2 separate regions of the Homo sapiens genome follow, and region 2 is linked to region 1. Evidence: chromatin loops called from intact Hi-C (ENCODE). Cell type or tissue: heart right ventricle. All regions are shown on one strand. Each heading gives the region's core, and the rest is flanking DNA. Links, peaks and the distances in the headings are about the cores only. Region 1 overlaps CACNA1S (calcium voltage-gated channel subunit alpha1 S). Region 2 holds the start of GPR25 (G protein-coupled receptor 25).

Region 1 (9,212 bases), core at 563-8,562:
GGAGCCCTGGAGAATGTAGATCTTTGATATTCAAGGCAATAAACAGGGGGCAGTTGAGGGCTCTGAGAGCCTGTGTTGGCAGTGGACTCTGGCCAATGCAACATGGTCGTAGCTTCGAAGATGTTTGGCCATGGTGTGACCTGGGGTGTGCAGCTGCTTCTGAGACCACCAGTCCTTTCTGGGGCTGCTTGGTCCCAGTCAGTGGACTTGGCTGTGGACTTCAGGAGAACCCACAACAGGTCCCTCTCTGCCTCATGCAGAAAAATAATCCAGATGGCCCCTCTGTCTTTCTCCACAGCCCAGTCTCCCAAGCCCATGGGCAGGGTTCCTGGGGAAGGGACTGGGGAGGGGGAAACACAGGTGTAGAAGAGTCCAAAAAACTGGACAAGCAGAGGCCAGTTGCCAGTGTCACAGGCCTGGAGATTTTAATGTCCTGCAGGTGGGAGTGGCCCTAGGCCAGACAGGCACTGACCAGGCCTTTTTGAATGACATTAGAAGCTCCATCCAATCATGCCTCTTGCTGGTGAGGGGCAGGGCCTGTCCAGCTACTTCCTCCGCACTTTTTGAGGTGGTTCCTGACCACCCTGCCTCAGGCCATGCATCTAGCTGCTGAGAGGGAGGGAGGCTGCTGCGGTGGGCTAGCCCTTCTCCACCCCAGCAACTTCCCCACCCCCATTGGTCATGCCAGCTCTAAGCCCATGCTGATGCTGTGTGGGCATCACAGCCTTGGAGGAATAAGGGTCTCCTGGGAGCCCTGGTGTTGGTCGAGGCTGCCCAGGGAGGACCCGAGGTTCAGGCATCCCAGGGAGCTGGCCATGCCCTCTGGGGCCTCTCGTCCTTTCAGTAGCTCTGTTGCCATGATCTCCACTTCCTCTGGTTCCATTTGGCAGGCATCTGCCAGGGCCTGGCCTGTTGCCATGATGAAGTTTGCATCAGCTGCCAAGGTGCCCAGGCCCCCTCGAACCAGAGCCTGCAGGGAGGAGAGTAGGCTGAGTGGGGTCTTCCTGGGGAGCCACATTTGGGGACCTGCCTCTGTTGGCCCTACCCTCTCTCCACGCCAGGCCATCACAGGGCCACCACTCAATGCAGCCACTGCTGTGACCCAGCCCCTGGCTCACCTTTTGGATCAGCAGGGCTGTAGCTGGTGCTGAGCACCTGGAAGTATTCTCCCTGGTGCTCCTGCTGTGGGGTGTCTCCTCATGAAGAGACCCTGGTGTGGAGCTCTTTCTGTCCTCAGGCATGGAGGACTCCACCCTGGGGCACTGTTCCAAAGGTACAAAAGCAAAGACCCCGACAGGGGTGCTGGAGCCCACCAATGAGCAAAATTCCAGATCATCTGAGGGCAACTCAACCAAGATCCACAGAAAGGGGAGGATGGAGGGATCCCGTCCCTTCTGTACTGTTGGACACATTGCTGCCACAGCCTTCCCCTGCCATGATCCCACTCCAAGTATCAGGCCAGGCAGGGTCTCTGTATGGAGTTTGCTCCCAGGCCTCTGCCACTGTTACCTGGCAGGGGGCAGGAGGTGCCTGGCCTCTGGGCATTGCCCTCTGGGTCAGCAGTCCCTTCAGCATCTCCACACAGGGTTTGCTGTGGGGTCCTGTATGCAAGAAGGGGCAAGGATAAGAGGGGCTGCTGACTCCTGCCAGGAGCCCTGAGTCAACAGAGGCTCGCTTGGCTGGCTAGCCACACTCTGTGAGAGCTCTGAGATTCTCAGGGCTGCAGAAGGTGTCTTAGAGGGTGGACACATGATGAGGCCCAATCAACTCCAGGCCAGGCAGGGCTGCCCCAACTTTACTGGCCCTGGTCGCTGTTCTTGAAGGTTTGGGAGAGGGGATAAGGGCCAGAGTCTCTGGCCAAGCTGGTCCTCTGTGGTCCCTGGGTGTGTGCACATTAAAGTGAAAGTGTGTTGGGGAACACAGCAGTATCCTTATTGCCACTAGCCCCCAGCATCCTTGGGGCTCCTACTGTCACACAGCAGTCTAGGACATACTAGACTACAAGATCATTTGCAGAAGGGCCCCAGAGTCAAGACGTCAGTGTGTCCAGGGGCTGCCCTTCCAGGGACCTGGGGCGGTGTGGGGACTCCTGTGCTGGGGATGGTGTAGGGGGCTGTGTGAGTTTCCTGGGAGGCCTGCAGAGGGCCCTTTAGCATGAATGGGCTTTCCCCCTTCCACCTCACTCAGCCACCTAGATGGTGCCCTGCTTCCCCCCTGGACAAGTAGCTGGTCCTGATGGTTTTCCCATTCCAGGGCCCAGATGACTGCCATTGTAACAGGCTCCCAAGCCAGCCCTCCCAGCCAAGTTCCCAGACTCTAAGAAAAGAGTGGGGCTTCCCGGACTCCTCTGGGAGAAGACTCAAGCTTCTTAGATGCACAGAAGGGACTGACCCAGGACCCTGCAGGGTTGGCCAAGGGCTCGTCCTCTGGTAGCAGGCGTCTCTGTCTCTTCTGGGAACTCCCTTTCATAGTGGACACTGAAATGGAAGCAAGGCTGGGTGAACCAGAGAAGGCTGCTAGCTCTCTCGGCATCCCTGCCTCTCTGGCCCCAAACATCCTTTTCCCTCAGAGCCTGTACAAGGCCAACCTAGTGTAGCAGCCGTGACTCTAGGGCTGACGTTTCCACCACTGTGCCCCAGCCAGCCCTGACTCTCTAGGAGGAAGGAGTCCAGAGCATTCCTGACTCCACTCCTTTGCTCAGTTGCTCCCTCTACCCTTTCTACATTCTGTTCATCTTCCAAGGCCCAGCTGCAGCCTCCCAGCCTTTGGAACCCTGCTTCTCCATCTTGGCCACACATAGGATCACCTGAGGAGCTCAAAGGTGAGTGGTGGCTGAGTCCCACACCCAGCATCTGTGGTGAGGCCCAGGCATTGGGATTTGCAGAAGCTCCCTGGATTATCTAATGCACAGCCAAGGCTGAGAACCATTCTAGGTCTTTCCAGCCCATGGTGATCCATACCCCCTCTGCACTCTCAGGACACTAAATATCTGTTATTATTTGGTGTTTTTTGTTTATTTGTTTTGTTTTGTTTTGTTTTTTTGAGACGGAGTCTTGTTCTCTCACCCAGGCTGGAGTGCAGTGGCACAATCAGCTCACTGCAACCTCCACTTCTTGAGTTCAAGAGATTCTTCTGCCTCAGCCTCCCGAGTAGCTGAGATTTCAGGCATGCGCCACCACACCTGACTAATTTTTTGTGTGTTTTTAGTAGAGACACGGTTTCTCCATGTTGGCCAGGCAGGTCTCGAACTCCTGACCTCAAGTGATCCACCTGCCTAGGCCTCCCAAAGTGCTGGGATTACAGGCATGAGCCACCACTCCTGGCCTCTGTGATTATTTGGTCCCAATCATATCACATAACATATCACCCAACAAGACGACAACCCCCTTCAGGGCAGGGCCCAGGGCTGATGCTTCTGTATTTCCACGTTACCTTGCACCATGGTGACCCAAAAAGGTACATGCACCCTTCAAGGCTTGTGGGCTGAATTTAAGGGGTCTCTGTGACTGGAAGGGGTGCAGGCAGCCCTGGCCATGAAAAGGGGCTGGCTGCTGCCTTGTTCTGCTTATTCCTGAGGCCTGGGGCTAAGCCTTTCCAGGCCGAAGAGGCCTCCAATCAGCTGACCTCCTGTCTAGAACAGAAGCTTTGCCTGAGCCTAGCCCCTAAGTTATGATTGCTGAGAAGTTCTCCCCCTCATCCTGCTGTTTTTTATGACACTTACGTAATCACAGATTATATTTAGTCTACAGCCCAAGGTTGGTGAGATGGGAACCACCCAGCACAGCGGGATCTCCTTGGAACCTAAATCCAGTGATGGAATCTTATTGTCCACAGTCTTTTGTGGTATGTGCTACCACCGAAGATCCTCTCCTAACCTATCATGTGTTCAATACGTCTCAGCTCCTAGACTTGCTGAAGCCGACGGAATAAAAGAACCTCTCAACACTGGGGCCAATACTGACATGATGTGAGGCTTCCCCCTGCTGGCCAAAGAAGCCTCTGCCATCGAGGTCGGCCTCTTACATTAAGGTTCAGGATGGATTGGGGCACAAAGGCAAGCAAAAGACACCCTACAAATTTGGGGTACCCTCTTCCAATCCAACCTGGAACCTGCTGACATTGTCCTCCCAGTACCTCTACACCCAGGGATGGCAGTGGCCGCCACTACCTGGAAAACACATGGCTGTTGCTATGGTTGCTGTTGCCATAGGCGACATTGGCGTTGGCATTGTTGGTATTGGCACGAGCCAGGGGGTTGGTGCGTGGATCTTGTGGGAAGTCCTCCAAGAAGACAGGTGACTCCATCTCTTCCATCTCTATCTCAGCAAACTGGAGGGGTCTCTGATTGGCCATGACGGGGGGCAGGGAGTTGGTCCTTTCCAGGAAGTTGTCCACCTGGCCAAACAGGCCTCCAGTCCTCTAGGGGCAAGGAGAAGAGCAGTGACTGGGGGTGAGGGCAGGGAGGGCATGGGGGGCTGTCACTCTGGGACAGTGGTATTGGGAACAAGCAATAGTATTGGGAGACAAATCTTATAAGGCCAAAGGAGGATGGACTGAGTGGTGAGATCAAAAGAAGAAAATTCCCACCCTTAGAAAGTTCTTTGTTTGATGGGGTAGACAGCACACACCTAAGGAGGTATATAGGGGACACAGGCACACAGAAGAGAAGTGTGGTGTAGGGGAGAGAGGGCTGAATCGGGAGTCTGCAGCACTGGGTTCTAGTCCCCGCTCTGAAACTGATTTACTAGGTGATATTGGACATCTCACATGATCTCTGTGGGCCACTATTTCCTCATGAATAACCCAAAAAGACCTAACTAGGTGTCATTAAAGACCTTCCAGCAATAAAGTGTTATAAGAAACATGAGACAGAGCTAAGGATGGAGGACTGGCCTCAGTGGAGGCAGGCAGGGCATTTGATCCTGGAGGGCCTCTGGGAGATGGGTCGTTGCCTAGGGTTTGTGGGGAGGAAAGGGAAGGGGTGAGATTTGGTAGGGAAATGTGGGAAAGAGTGTGTTGCATTTGACACCTCTAGTAGATCAGGTCATTGATTCTGAGTCCCAGGAGAGGTGGGTGGTGAAGTGGAGAGACGGAGTGGGGTATCTTCAGCTCCCATGTCCCCCTCTCGTGTGGCTGGGCTCCCAGCCCTCCTCTCTGTGAGACACTGCCACTCATGGTGTCTAGACCACTAGGGGTGCTCCTGGCTCTCCCTCACCCGGAATATTCCCTCCTCCATCGCAGCCTCCACCATGGCTCTCTCCAGCTCCTCCTCAGCAGCCAGGTCTCCTGAGACCGTGCGACAGATCTCGGGGGCTGCCTCTTCCTCAATGGTCCGCAGCCCTGCCTGGGGATGACGAAGGGACTCAGTTATCTCTCCAGCCCAGGAGAGGAGACCAGAACCACTTTTTCTTTTTTTGAGACAGAGTCTCACTCTGTTGCCCAGGCTGGAGTGCAGTGGCACAATCTGAGCTCACTGTAACCTCTGCTTCCCGGGTTCAAGTGATTCTCCTGCCTCAGCCTCCTGAGTAGCTGGGATTATAGGCATGTGCCACCACTCCCTGCTAATGCTTGTATTTTTAGTAGAGATGGGGTTTCACCATGTTGGCTAGGCTGGTCTCAAACTCCTGACCTTGTGATCCACCCACTTGGCCTCCCAAAGTGCTGGGATTACAGGCATGAGCCACCGTGCCTGGCTAGAACCGCTTCGTATGGCTTACTTGTTTCTTATCACTGTACCCAGGGCTCTCCCAAAGCCCCAGCCTAGGCCCCACTCTCCCTCTTGGGTTATTGAATATCTCAGGTACCTGAGAGGCCACCAGGTCCTGCTCTGGCCTCTGGGATAGCCCACACCTTAATTGTTCCAATTGAGTCATCTCTTGACCCCATGGGTGGAAATTTCATGCCCTTCCCAGGCTTCCAGGTTGAGAAGTGTTCTTACTCAGTACAGTCTTCTAGATTGGTGATCTTTATTGATTGGATATGTCATATATATATAGTTGAGCAAAGTTAATATCACCAGTAATGGGACAAGTCAAGACTGGTGTCACCTAATAGCTTGTAATGAGAACACAGAATCATTTCTGTGGCATTCTTATCCAAGATGCATATCCTAGTAATCAGACAAACCCCAACTGAGGGACATACTGACCTGCAGTCTTCAAGTGTCAAGATCGTGTCAAGGAAAGACTGATGAACTCTTCCAGATGGAAGAGATGAAAGAGATAAGGCAACTCAATGCACTGTCTGATTCTGGATTGGATCCTTTTGCTATAAAGGACATTTACTGGGACAGCAAATGAAATTTGAATGGGGTCTGAGGATTAGAATGTAGTAATGTATTAGCCTGGCATGGTGACTCACGTCTGTAATCCCAGCACTTTGAGAAGCTGAGGCAGGCAGATCACTTGAGGTCAGGAGTTTGAGACCAGTCTGGCCAGCATAGCGAAACCCCATCTCTACTAAAAATACAAAAAGTAGCCTGGCATGGTGGTGTGTGCCTGTGATCCCAGCTACTCAGGAAGCTGAGGCATGAGAATGGCTTGAACCCGGGAGGCAGAGGTCGCAGTGAGCCAAGATCATGCCTCTGCACTCCAGCCTGGGCGACAGCGAGACTCTTGTCTCCAAAAAAAAAAAAAAAAAAAAAAAAGCATCAGTGTTAATTTCCTGATTTTGTGGTTATGTTGTGGTTACATAGAAGAATTATGCAGGATAACGCCCTTGTAATACACATTTTGCCTTGAATACACACAATGCCTTGAAATATGCATTAAAGTGTTTTTGGATGATGGAACATCATTTTGGAGTTACTCTCAAATGGTTCAGAAAAAAAGGTTTTATATTATACTTGCAACTTTTTAAAAGTATGAGATTATTTCAAAATAAAAATAGCCATTGAAATAAATTTTTGAGCACAGCTCAAATGCATGTGTATTTGGGGGTTTTATAAATTATGTGCATTACAGTGAACCCAAAAATAGAAATAAAACCAGATAAGATAAAACAAAAAGTTCTAAAGTTTTCTTTTCACACCCAATGGGACATATTTATTTATTTATTTATTTATTATTTATTTATTTATCTATCTTTTGAGATGGAGTCTTACTCTGTCACCCTTGCTAGAGTGCAGTGGTGCAATCTCACCTCACTGCAACCTCTGCCTCCCAGGTTCCAGTGATGCTCCCGCCTCAACCTCCCAAATAGCTGGGATTACAAGCGTATGCCACCATGCCCAGCTAATTTTGTAATTTTAGTAGAGATGGGGTTCTACCATCTTGCCCAGGCTGGTCTCAAACTCCTGACCTCAAGTGATCCGCCCTTCTTGGCCTCCCAAAGCGCTGGGATTACAGGTGTGAGCCACCGCACCTGGACCCATACCCAGTGGAACATTTTAAGAGCCCTTCATGGATCACCTTTCTTTAGAGAGAACTGTTCTTTTTTTTTTTTCTTTTGAGACACAGTCTCACTCTGTCGCCCAGGCTGAGGTTCAGTGTCTCAATCTCGGTTCACTGCAACCTCCGCTTCCAGGGTCAAGTGATTCTCACGCCTCAGCCTCCTGAGTAGCTGGGCACATGCCGCCACACCTGACTAATTTTTGTATTTTTGGTAGAGATGGGGTTTCGCCGTGTTGGCCAGGCTGGTCTTGAACTCCTGACCTCAAGTAACCTGCCAACCTTGGCCTCCCATAGTGCTGGGATTATAGGTGTGAGCCACTGCGCCTGGCCTAGAGACCACTGTTCTTATCTAACTTGTCTCTCCCTTGAACAAATCCTATTTTCTTTGGTCCTATCATCCAGAGATGAAGCGCCCTGGTTCTTTTTTTGAGGTTGAAACATCTTCAATCATGGACTACCCAGAACTGTCTTGACATTTTTTCACTCTTCTGGGCTTCCTTTTTCCCTCTATGTCTCCATCATTGGCCCCTCAAGGACATGGAAGGATAACTAGAGTCTGGAGACCTGGCTCAGTGGGGGAGCCCCTTGGAACATACCTGGATTGGGCTTACCTGGATCTGTACAATGTCCTTCTTGGGCCGATAGCCATAATACTCCTCTTGGCGTTTCATGAACTTCCGGAAGTGCTCCTGGATGAGGAATGTGGCGTAGAACTTCCCCACTGTCACCTCATCATCTGCAGAGGAGCCAACAAGAGATGCCCTGAAGGCTAGTGGGAATCTGACACTGGATTCAGAGTGGGAGCCAGCTGTAGCCAGGCCCGGGCATGCAAGCAATCCTTTGTCTTGCTGACTTGGTCACTGGGCACTTTCCATCCTGAGGTTGGATGCCCGTGGGATCTACCTAAGGCATTTATGGAGGATCTGGTCCGTTCTCAGATTCCCATGGGGCTCCTTGGAGAAGCTCCCCACTCCCATTCCTTGGCTGCTTCTGGACTCTGGTCCCCCAAAGTAGCACCTACCTCCTATTGGAGGGATGACCTGGTCCAAGAGCTTCATGCTGGTTCTCTTCCAGATCTTCTTGATGATGGCCCTCAGCTCCTCGTTGGCCTGCTCAAAGTTACCTGGAGCAGGAGAAAGGCAAAAGTTACCCAGATCACACCAACTGCACTTGACAAGGCCACCCAGTTCTTTCTGAACCTTTCAGACAGCCAGTCATTTACTAAGAAACATTGGCTGAGTTTTGTGGCAGCTGCCTTGCTGGGTACTGGCAATGGTGGGAGGGCATCACTGTCCCCCTGGGGCAGCCCAACTCTTGGGTCATGTACTTTCTCCCCACAGGCCTTGGCTTCCAGTGCCCAGAGTGGTTGGTTTTACAGGCTGTCATCTCCTGCTCTTCTTCCAAAATCTTTCAATTCCCCAGGCACTGTGGTCTGGCCCAAATACCCCCAGGCAGACTTGCTGCAGCTCTAACCTGCTCCTTCCTGACTTCTGGTCTTCCTCATCTTGCCCTGCTAATGAAGCTCACCCTGAGGTTGTCTCAGACTCCTGGAGTGGTCCCCATGTGGGGATGGACCTGATACAGCTGGAGACTTGAGCTTGATACAGTGTGAGCCCTGAGCAAGGGCTCAGAGACAATACTGAGACCCCACCCTGACTCCTTCCCCTGCTCCCACCATGCTTGTCTTCCCAGTAGGTGAGGACCTGCAGATTTAGTGGAGTCGAATGTGGACTCCCGTCAGCCTGCCCAGTGCTGCCTGAGAACCTCCTCTGCTCCTGCTCACAGCCAAACTGCAGGGCACCCCTGACCCCTGTGCCAGCA
Region 2 (9,212 bases), core at 779-8,778, 170 kb before region 1:
TCCAGCAACACTGGGTCTGTCTCTGATGGTCTCTGGGCTCTGGCAGGCAAGCACTGCCCCTGCTAGCCTTCTAGGGGAGGAGGCTGCAGCCCCCTACTCCACCCCGGATGTGGGCACCGCTCACCAGCAACCACATGCTCAGACATTAGAAAAGCGGCTCTGGGGTGGGTCTTCAGGGGAAAACCAAGCCCGGAGGCTGAAAAGCCAGTGAAGGGAAGGTCCAGACCATTCATTCCCTAGGCTCTTCTCTTCCCTGCCCATCTTGTAATTGGTGTGGGAGAAATTCTTGACAGGAGCAGCCTAAACACTGCATACCCAACCCTCTGTGAGCTCTAGGACCATTTTCTTTTTGAGATGGAGTCTCGCTCTTTCACCCAGGCTGGAGTGCAGTGGCTTGATCTCAGCTCACTGCAACCTTTGCTCCTGGGTTCAAGCGATTCTCCCACCTCAGCCTCCTGAGTAGCTGGGACTTGCGCGTACCGTGCCCGGCTAATTTTTGCATTTTTAGTAGAGACAGGGTTTCACCATGTTGGCCAGGCTGGTCTCGAGCTCCTGACTTGAAGTGATCTACCCACCTCGGCCTCCCAAAGTGCTGGGATTAGATGTGAGCCACTGCGCCCGGCCTCTAAGACCATTTTCCAAATCCTTCCTGGGGATCTCCGTGTGCCAGAGGGACCCTGAGCGAGGGTGACCTTATGTCCCAGTTTGCCCAAAATAGTCCTGGTTTACGGCCCAGGTTAATTCTGATAGTGCCCCTTTCACTCTCAGAAACATCCTGGTTAGATGATAAATTATTTCATGACCCCACTTCAACATCAAACTGAACACATACACACATGTGCCTCTCTGTGTTCTTGGCAGTTAAGGGGACAGCGTCCATATAGTCCCTAAGCAGAGAAACCCCAGGCTTATCTTTGACTCCTCTTTGTGAGACCTATGATGTTACAATTATCTCTTGAATATACCCTCCCATTTCTGTCCCCACTGCTCATGATCTATTTCAGACACAAATAATTACAACCTACTATGGGGTCTCCCTGGCTTGAGCCTCTCCCTTCTCCATAGTTCTGCCAGCGATCTTTTCAAAACACAGATCGATGCCTCCTGGCTCCCCATGACCTATAGATTGAAATCCAAATCCCCTCATGATCCTTTCCTGCTTCATCTCCTGCCCCCACCTTCCTACCCTGGGCTCTGGCAGACTGCTTGTCCCCTGAAAAGCCCACATTCCTACTCATTTTGGTATACTTGTTCCCTTTACTCCCTCCTCCGAGTCTGACCCTTTCTTCTCTTTTCTGCTGCTCTTATTTGACTTTCAGCTCCTTCCTGGGACTGATCTCAAGTGTCATCTCCTCGAAGGCCTTTTCTGATTCAGCCCTCCCGTCAAAAATAATCACTCCCCCTCCACTAAACCCTAAGAGGGCTTGGTTTTTAACATTTACTACAATTTGGCCCCTGCATAAGATTACATAAGATTCTGCTTATGTAACCATCTCTCCTGCCTATGCAACAAACTGCGAAGGCCAAGAATGGCATCTCTTGCAGTGCCTGAAACAGTGCCTGCTTCATGGAGGAGTTCATTGTTAACAAGTCTTAATCGAACAAAATTGATAATCCACCTCAAATTTTCCACACCGGGTTGCCCGGCACATCAGCCACTCATACCTGGGAACACTGGGGACAGACTCAGAGGGCACTGTGACATCAGTTCTACCACAATATCTTGTGGAAGGGATATCTGCTAAGAAGAATTCAGATGTAAGTGGCTGCATGCCTCCTTCAGGAGAAAGAGCAAGCTTTCCCTCACCCATCCTCTCCTCCTTAGGTCCCACTGCCTCCTCAGGGTCAGACTTCATTCCCCCTCGTCTTTATGAATCCTCCCCTTACTCTCAGTTTCTCAGTTCAGAAGGGATCTTGCTGCCTCCAAGCTCCTGACTCATAATTTAGGACAACTAATCTGGTGTTTCATTAGGTGTCATCTTTTGAACTGAGCTTACATCTGTGTCTGGCTTGACAGGTTTTTTAGGATAGGAGAAGACAGGGAAGAGGCAGATGTGAATCCCAGGTTTCACCCCTTTCCAGCAGGATGATCTGACTACACCCCTTCCTCGCTGCCTTAAAACCCTTTCGCGTGGCTTCATGAGGACCTGACTGGGTCAGAGAAGCCACTCATAGGGTGAAGACATGAGCCCCACATCTCAGGACGCTAACAACTGCTTGACTGCCCAGGGCGGGCTCCCCCACCCACCCAGATCTGCTGTGTCCCGGCAGTGGAGTCTTTCCTAGGGAACAGGTGGATTTGGGGTGGGGCGTGCCTTAGGCCCCATACTCATAAAATCCCGGGGCTCTGTCTTCTCACCTCTAAAACAGAGAAGACAGCAGCCGGTGGGTGCAGGTGGGAAGGGGTGAAGTGGAGGCTGAGAAGAGGTTAGGGCTCTCGGGCACCCACCACCTCTTGCAACGCGACCCTGAGACAGTGGGGCAAGTATCCCGATTTCACGAACAAAGAAACTGAGCAACTAATAGAGGAATGGGCCACGCTCCTACTGGGAGGCCGGGCAGGTCTCCCAGCCCTGAAGACTTTTCCTCCCAAGATTTAGATGTGAAGCCCCTTTTGCCTGTCCCTGCCCTTACCCCTCGGGTCAGCCCCAAATCGGAGGCCACCATCTCTCTCACAGAAGCCTGCCCCTCCCACCCCATCCCCTCCTCCCTCCCCTCTTTCCTGCCCACCCATTTGCCTCCGGCTTGGGTGGCAGGAAGGGAGGTGCAGGGCCGGGCGTGAAGAGCAAACCCCCTCCTGCTCAGAGCTGCTGCCGCCTGCGCCCAGGGCTGCACTCCGCGCAGGCCTCATAGCCAGGCCATGGCCCCCACAGAGCCCTGGAGCCCCAGCCCGGGGTCAGCGCCCTGGGACTACTCGGGGTTGGACGGCCTGGAGGAGCTGGAGCTGTGTCCGGCCGGGGACCTGCCCTACGGCTACGTCTACATCCCCGCGCTCTACCTGGCGGCCTTCGCCGTGGGCCTGCTGGGCAACGCCTTTGTGGTGTGGCTGCTGGCCGGGCGGCGGGGCCCGCGGCGGCTGGTGGATACCTTCGTGCTGCACCTGGCGGCAGCTGACCTGGGCTTCGTGCTCACGCTGCCGCTGTGGGCCGCGGCGGCGGCGCTAGGCGGCCGCTGGCCGTTCGGCGATGGCCTCTGCAAGCTCAGCAGCTTCGCGCTGGCGGGCACGCGCTGCGCGGGCGCGCTGCTGCTGGCGGGCATGAGCGTGGACCGCTACCTGGCCGTGGTGAAGCTGCTCGAGGCGAGGCCACTGCGCACCCCGCGCTGCGCGCTGGCCTCGTGCTGCGGCGTCTGGGCCGTGGCGCTGCTGGCCGGCCTGCCCTCCCTGGTCTACCGGGGGTTGCAGCCCCTGCCTGGGGGCCAGGACAGCCAGTGCGGCGAGGAGCCCTCCCACGCCTTCCAGGGCCTCAGCTTGCTGCTGCTGCTGCTGACCTTCGTGCTGCCCCTGGTCGTCACCCTCTTCTGCTACTGCCGCATCTCGCGCCGCCTGCGACGGCCGCCGCACGTGGGTCGGGCCCGGAGGAACTCGCTGCGCATCATCTTCGCCATCGAGAGCACGTTTGTGGGCTCCTGGCTGCCCTTCAGCGCCCTGCGGGCCGTCTTCCACCTGGCGCGTCTGGGGGCGCTGCCGCTGCCGTGCCCCCTGCTGCTGGCGCTGCGCTGGGGCCTCACCATTGCCACCTGCCTGGCCTTCGTCAACAGCTGCGCCAACCCGCTCATCTACCTCCTGCTGGACCGCTCATTCCGAGCCCGGGCGCTGGACGGGGCCTGCGGGCGCACCGGCCGCCTGGCGCGAAGGATCAGCTCAGCCTCCTCGCTCTCCAGGGACGACAGTTCCGTGTTCCGTTGCCGGGCCCAGGCCGCGAACACTGCCTCGGCCTCCTGGTAGCTGCCCCGGGCCGCTGGAGGTGGGCGGCAGCGGAGCATCGAGAGGAGGCCAGAGGTCCCGGAGGGGACTGAGCTCCCCAGACGCGCCTGTTCTGGCGGCAGCAAGCTGCTCGGGCCGGCATCGCATTTCCTCGCGCGCTGCCTGGACTCCCAAGGCCTCCTCCATCGGTTTCCCCGGAACCTCAGAACAATTGAACTCCCCTAAACCAGGCTCCTGTGACTAGCTGTTCCCTCTCAGCCTGCAGGGTACCTGAGCTAATTTTGTCCAGTCCAAGATAGGTGCTATGAGATGTAGCAGACAGCAACTCGGAGACCCGCAGATTCACCAAGTAGACAGAAGGGAAGTGGGTTTCCTTCTCTGTCCCATCGGGAAGAGAACCCACCAGAATATCTAACCCAGACCCCCAAATGCCATTCTGATTTCTGGCTGTGCTTTCTCCCGTCTCCCACAATAGCCGTTGCTTTCAGAGAAATACCTTCTCCAAGTCAGACCCCCTGCCCTTCTCACTCACAAAACCCTTGCATTGAATCTGGTGACACTTCTCCCCCTGTGAAGCGGCAGGACTCACCTGGAAGTTGTTCTGGTCTTTCCCTCTGGACAGAAGGTCCTGAAATCGCTCACCAGGCGTTTTTTGAGGTCTCCATCACTCAGCCAGGAACCTCAAAATCTCTGTGAATTCATCTTTCTCAATAAACACTCTTGCTAGCCCTGTCTTGACAACCGTCTTTGCTTGAGCAGTGGGAGTGAAATGCATATCAGGAGGCGGGTCGTACACTGGGTGAGACAAAACTCAACACAGTAGTTGAGGTTGATCTCAGGATGATGAGGATTTGGGGTGGTGTCTGGGAGCATGAGAGCTGGCTGCACTCTGCAGGTGCAGTAATCCCACAGGAGGAAGCAAGTCATTTATTCTTATTTTTAAGGACATTTCACATTTTGAAAATTACCGAAAGAAAATATATTTATATAAGGGCATCTGCCAGCCAAGTGTCACTTCCAAGAGAAGATGTGTCATTTTGGATTTTCAAATATATACCAGGCCCCCCCTTTTTTTTTCTATCTTTTTTCAGACCTTCCAGTACAAACTTGGAGGATTAGCCATTTTCTGACTCTGTCATTTCTCATTTGAGGTTTCTGTAGGGTTTGGAAATTCACTGTTTATACTTTTGATTTAAGAGGATTTGGCCTAAAGACATTTCAGTCAGTGCACATCCTAGCCAGATCCCCACAGGCCAGTCTTGATGTTGCAAGCTCTGGGGGAACGGGTGGGTGTGCACGCACATCAGCACCTCAGCACTAGGTTGGGTCTGAAGGCTGGCATTCTGTCGCAGGCTATCCATCCCATCCCCCCATCAAATACCCCTGTATTCTCTTCAGCATTTGGAGCTGCTTGGATTGAACATCGGCTCTCCTAGGTCAGCCTGCCAAAAAGTGCATCTCTGCATGTTCCTACCATATACTCCAAGAGAGGCAAGCCTTGCAGCCTGTGAGGTCACCTCTGCCAGCAGGACACATTTCAGGCACTTCGGTGTTTGAGAGTTCAGTTAAGTCTTGGCCCTTCCTATCCTCACGATTGCTCTCCGAGGCAAGAAATTATTTTTTCATGGGGCTGAGACCCCAGAATTTTCAGGGCAGGGAAGCTGATTCTCATCTGGGTTTGTGTGTGACAAGATCTCAGAGTACAGAGGAGGCACTTTTCTAGGCTATTGGGACTGAGCCCCCACCTCCACCCCTGCCAAGTTGCTGCTTCTGACTTACTGACTAGTTGAGTTCCCTGAAAACAGACAGGAAGAAAGAAGACTTCTCCATGCCCTGGTGGGTTTTCGTCTCCCCTCCTGCAGTAGCTATTGAAACTCAGCATTCCCCTCCTGCTGTGGAACTCTGCAATGTGGAGAGACAGTTTCCGCCCTTTGTTTGAGTAGATCACGGAACTGGTCTACCATGTGTCCTTTGGAAATTTTCCCTTAAATTCAGACAAAAATGAAAGAGGATCAGTGAGCTCCCATCTCCCACTGGGGAAGATGAGGCTCAGATTCATCGAGGAACTGGTTAAACGAGCATTCCCACATATGTGGCTGGTGAGAGTAGATTCCTTTAGAAAGCAATTGTCAATCTTCATCAAGAGCTTTAGAACTTTTCATATCCTGTTTATTTAAAATGTTTATACCCTTCGACCCTGTAGTTTTGCTTCTGCCACTCTCTTCTAATGCAACAGTACTAAATTTAAACGATTCTGCACTGAGTTATAGAAGTTTTTTTGTTTTGTTTTCGTTTTTTGTTTTTTTGAGATGGGATCTTGCTCTGTTGCCCAGGCTGGAGTGCAGTGGTGTGATCTCGGCTCACTGCAACCTCCACCTCCTGGGTTCAAGCGATTCTCCTGCCTCAGCCTCCCAAGTAGCTGGGAATACAGGTGTGCACCACCACGCCCGGCTAATTTTTTGTACTTTTAGTAGAGACAGGGTTTCACCATGTTAGCCAGAATGGTCTCAGTCTCTTGACCTCGTGATCCACCCACCTTGGCCTCCTGAAGTGCCGGGACTACAGGCATGAGGCAGTGCACCCTGCGGCTGAGTTAGAGAAGTTTTTAAAGAGTTAAACCTGAAAGGAAACAACAATGTCCAACAACAGTGTAATGTTTTTATTAAGATGAATGACTATTATGCAAATTTAAGATGCTCTTTAAAGAGAGACTGAAAAATGTTGACGGATAACTTAAAAGGGAAAAAAAGGTAAAATTGTGTCTGTTAAACACACCCACACACTTCAAGTCTGGAGGATGTAACATGGTTAGCACTGGTTTTGTTAAGTAAAACATAACATGCTTCATAGTCCTTTTGATGAAAACGATCTTTTGCTCTTTTATTTCTCATAGCTCAAGCTTTGAACACTATAGGTATATCTCTTTTATCTAGGTGCTAACTAATGGAATGCTGTCGATTTATTTCTTCGTTTCTTGCTTGTCCCTCCTGTCAGGATGCAAGCTCCATGCATGCAGACGGTTTTGTCTGTTGGTTCAAGGCTGTGTTCCCAGTGCCTGGAGCATGCCTGCACATCTCAGGCACTCACTAACTACCTGTTGAATGAATGATCATCAGGACCATGTCATGATATGAAATAATGTCATAGAATGTGAAGAGTAAAAGGAAGGCTATTGCATTTTATGTGTAACAGCTATGGATTGTTAAAGGACTTGCAAAAAAAGGCTAGGAAGAAATACAATAATCATTAATGATAATGATTGTGTATGATTGTGTTAGAGTAAGTGGATTTTAGATCCTTTTTCCCCTCCATTTCTTTACTTTTAAATGTTCTATGAGCTTTTTTTTTTTTTTTAAAGAGACAGTCTTCCTGTGCAATCATAGCTTGCTGCAGCCTCCACCTCCTGGCCTCAAGTGATCCCCCCACCTTGGCCTCCCAAGGTTTGCTAGGATTACAGGCATGAACCACTGTGCCTGGGTTTATAAGCTTCTTTTTTTTTTTTGAGACAGAGTCATGCTCTGTCACCCAGGCTGGAGTACAATGATGGGATCTCAGCTCACTGCAACCTCCTCCTCCCTGGTTCAAACAATTCTCCTGCCTCAGCCTCCCAAGTAGCTGGGATTACAGGCTCCCGCCAATTTTTTAATATTTTTAGTAGAGATGGGGTTTCACCATGTTGGCCAGGCTGGTCTTGAACTCCTGACCTTAGGTGATCCACCCACCTTAGCCACCCAAAGTGCTGAGATTACAGGCGTGAGCCACCATGCCTGGCCCCTATAAGCTTCTTTTAAAGGGCAGTTAACAAATAGCAACGAAGCTACCAAAGCACTGGAGCTCATAACAAGCTGCCTGTCCTTGGCCACCTCGCTTACCTTTCTTGAGACTCACTTTCTTCATCTAAAGGATGAAGATGATAATATCTCCTCAGGCTGCCTCACAGATCAAAGGAAATAATCTTGAAAGTACTTTGTAAGCTGTGGTGTTTTAGACAAACATACTGCAGGAGTTTTAGACAACATACCCTCAGGATTAGCTTGTTCCAGGCCGGGCTACCCCATCCCAATCCTTGTAGCCATGGAGAGGAGATGGGGTGGAGCCACTCTGGGTTTTCAAAAGGTCAGCATCTAGGCTAAGGCTGGGCACACTGGCTGTGTGTGATTCTGATTTGCTTCTTGTGACTAATTCTGGGCTTCCTCCTCACCTCTCTCAACCCCTTGGGTGCTTTCTTGGGGCACAGTGTGGGAACCCAGGGCACTTGGGTTGATGAGTGATTTGGGGAGTTCAGCAGAATGGCAGAGCTCCAGGGGTGGCACTTGGTGATATGACTCAGCCCCACACCACTCTGAAGGCAGAGTGAGGACTCTGGACACTTGTGAGTACGTCTTGCTTGTTAGAGCTTACTGGGGCTAACTCCCTGTCCTACCTGGGCCGAGTGGCCACAAGACATACTTATCCCATCACCCCCAAATGATGGGGCAAAAGGTGCAAATGATGAAAAGACCAGGAAATGCTTGGGATGTGAGAGGAAAGGAGAAAGCAATGATGTGAAATCACCCCTCCTCTTCATCATCATGAACATCAAAAAGTATTTATTGAGTGTGTAAGTACATCTTCCATGAAAGTGGGCACTGCCTGAGATTCATATTTACATCCATCACAGTGCTTTAAGGACAGAAGCTCATTTTGTCCATTCTGAGAACGAGGAGACTGAGGGCCAGAAATGGGGGTCACTTAAGGTAATAATCACCACTTATACCTGTGTAGCATATTAAGAAAAAATTCTTTTTTTGAGACAGAGTCTCACTCTGTCACCCAGGCTGGAGTGCAGTGACACGATCTCAGCTTACTTCAACCTCCACCTCCTGGGTTCAAGTGATTCTCCTACCTCAGCCTTCCAAGTAGCTGGGATTACAGGCACGCGCCACCATGTCCAGCTAATTTTTGTATTTTTAGTAGAGACGGAGTTTCACCATGTTGGCCAGGCTGGTCTCAAACTCCTGAGCTCAAGTGATCCACCCACCTCGGTTTCCCAAAGTGTTGGGATTACAGGCATGAGCCACCACACCCAGCTGCAAATGTTTTAAAAGCAGCCTGGGCATGGGTAGCTCACATCTGTAATCCTAGCACTTTGGGAGGCCGAGGTGGGAAGATCGCTTGAGCCCAGCAGTTCGAGACTGGTCTGGGCATCATAGTGAGACTCTGTCTCTAAAAAAATTAAAAATGGCCAGGTGCAGTGGCTCATGCCTGTAATCCCAGCACTTTGGGAGGCCAAGGCAGGCAGATCACC

The links. A loop is a pair of places that touch in the nucleus more often than their neighbours do. Peaks named below come from ENCODE experiments on the same cell type or tissue, not always from the same donor. Only the 100,000 strongest peaks of a DNase experiment are listed, where the experiment ranks them.
Region 2: it touches region 1 in a loop (2.5-fold over the local background); 7 of 110 quality-filtered maps call a loop at or near these places.

Annotation. Positions count from the first base shown.
Region 1 is chr1:201,039,113-201,048,324 of GRCh38, forward strand. It overlaps CACNA1S (calcium voltage-gated channel subunit alpha1 S), which reads right to left. Exons shown (of 44, transcript NM_000069.3): 37 at 8,413-8,514; 38 at 8,003-8,127; 39 at 5,216-5,344; 40 at 4,169-4,419; 41 at 2,392-2,477; 42 at 1,510-1,601; 43 at 1,119-1,262; 44 at 400-970. The coding sequence ends at 719. Among named protein-coding and RNA genes, the nearest start is that of KIF21B, 20 kb to the left of the region's middle. In heart right ventricle, for the core only: CTCF peaks have their summits at 3,984 (motif pointing left) and 4,196; a DNase peak (open chromatin) is centred at 3,989; H3K27me3 peaks cover 1,155 bases.
Region 2 is chr1:200,870,178-200,879,389 of GRCh38, forward strand. GPR25 (G protein-coupled receptor 25) reads left to right here and starts at 2,804. Exons shown (of 1, transcript NM_005298.4): 1 at 2,804-4,001. The coding sequence starts at 2,861. The coding sequence ends at 3,946. RefSeq lists an enhancer at 2,856-3,498. In heart right ventricle, for the core only: no CTCF peak of the experiment used is centred there; no DNase peak of the experiment used is centred there; H3K4me3 peaks cover 1,192 bases; H3K27me3 peaks cover 7,466 bases.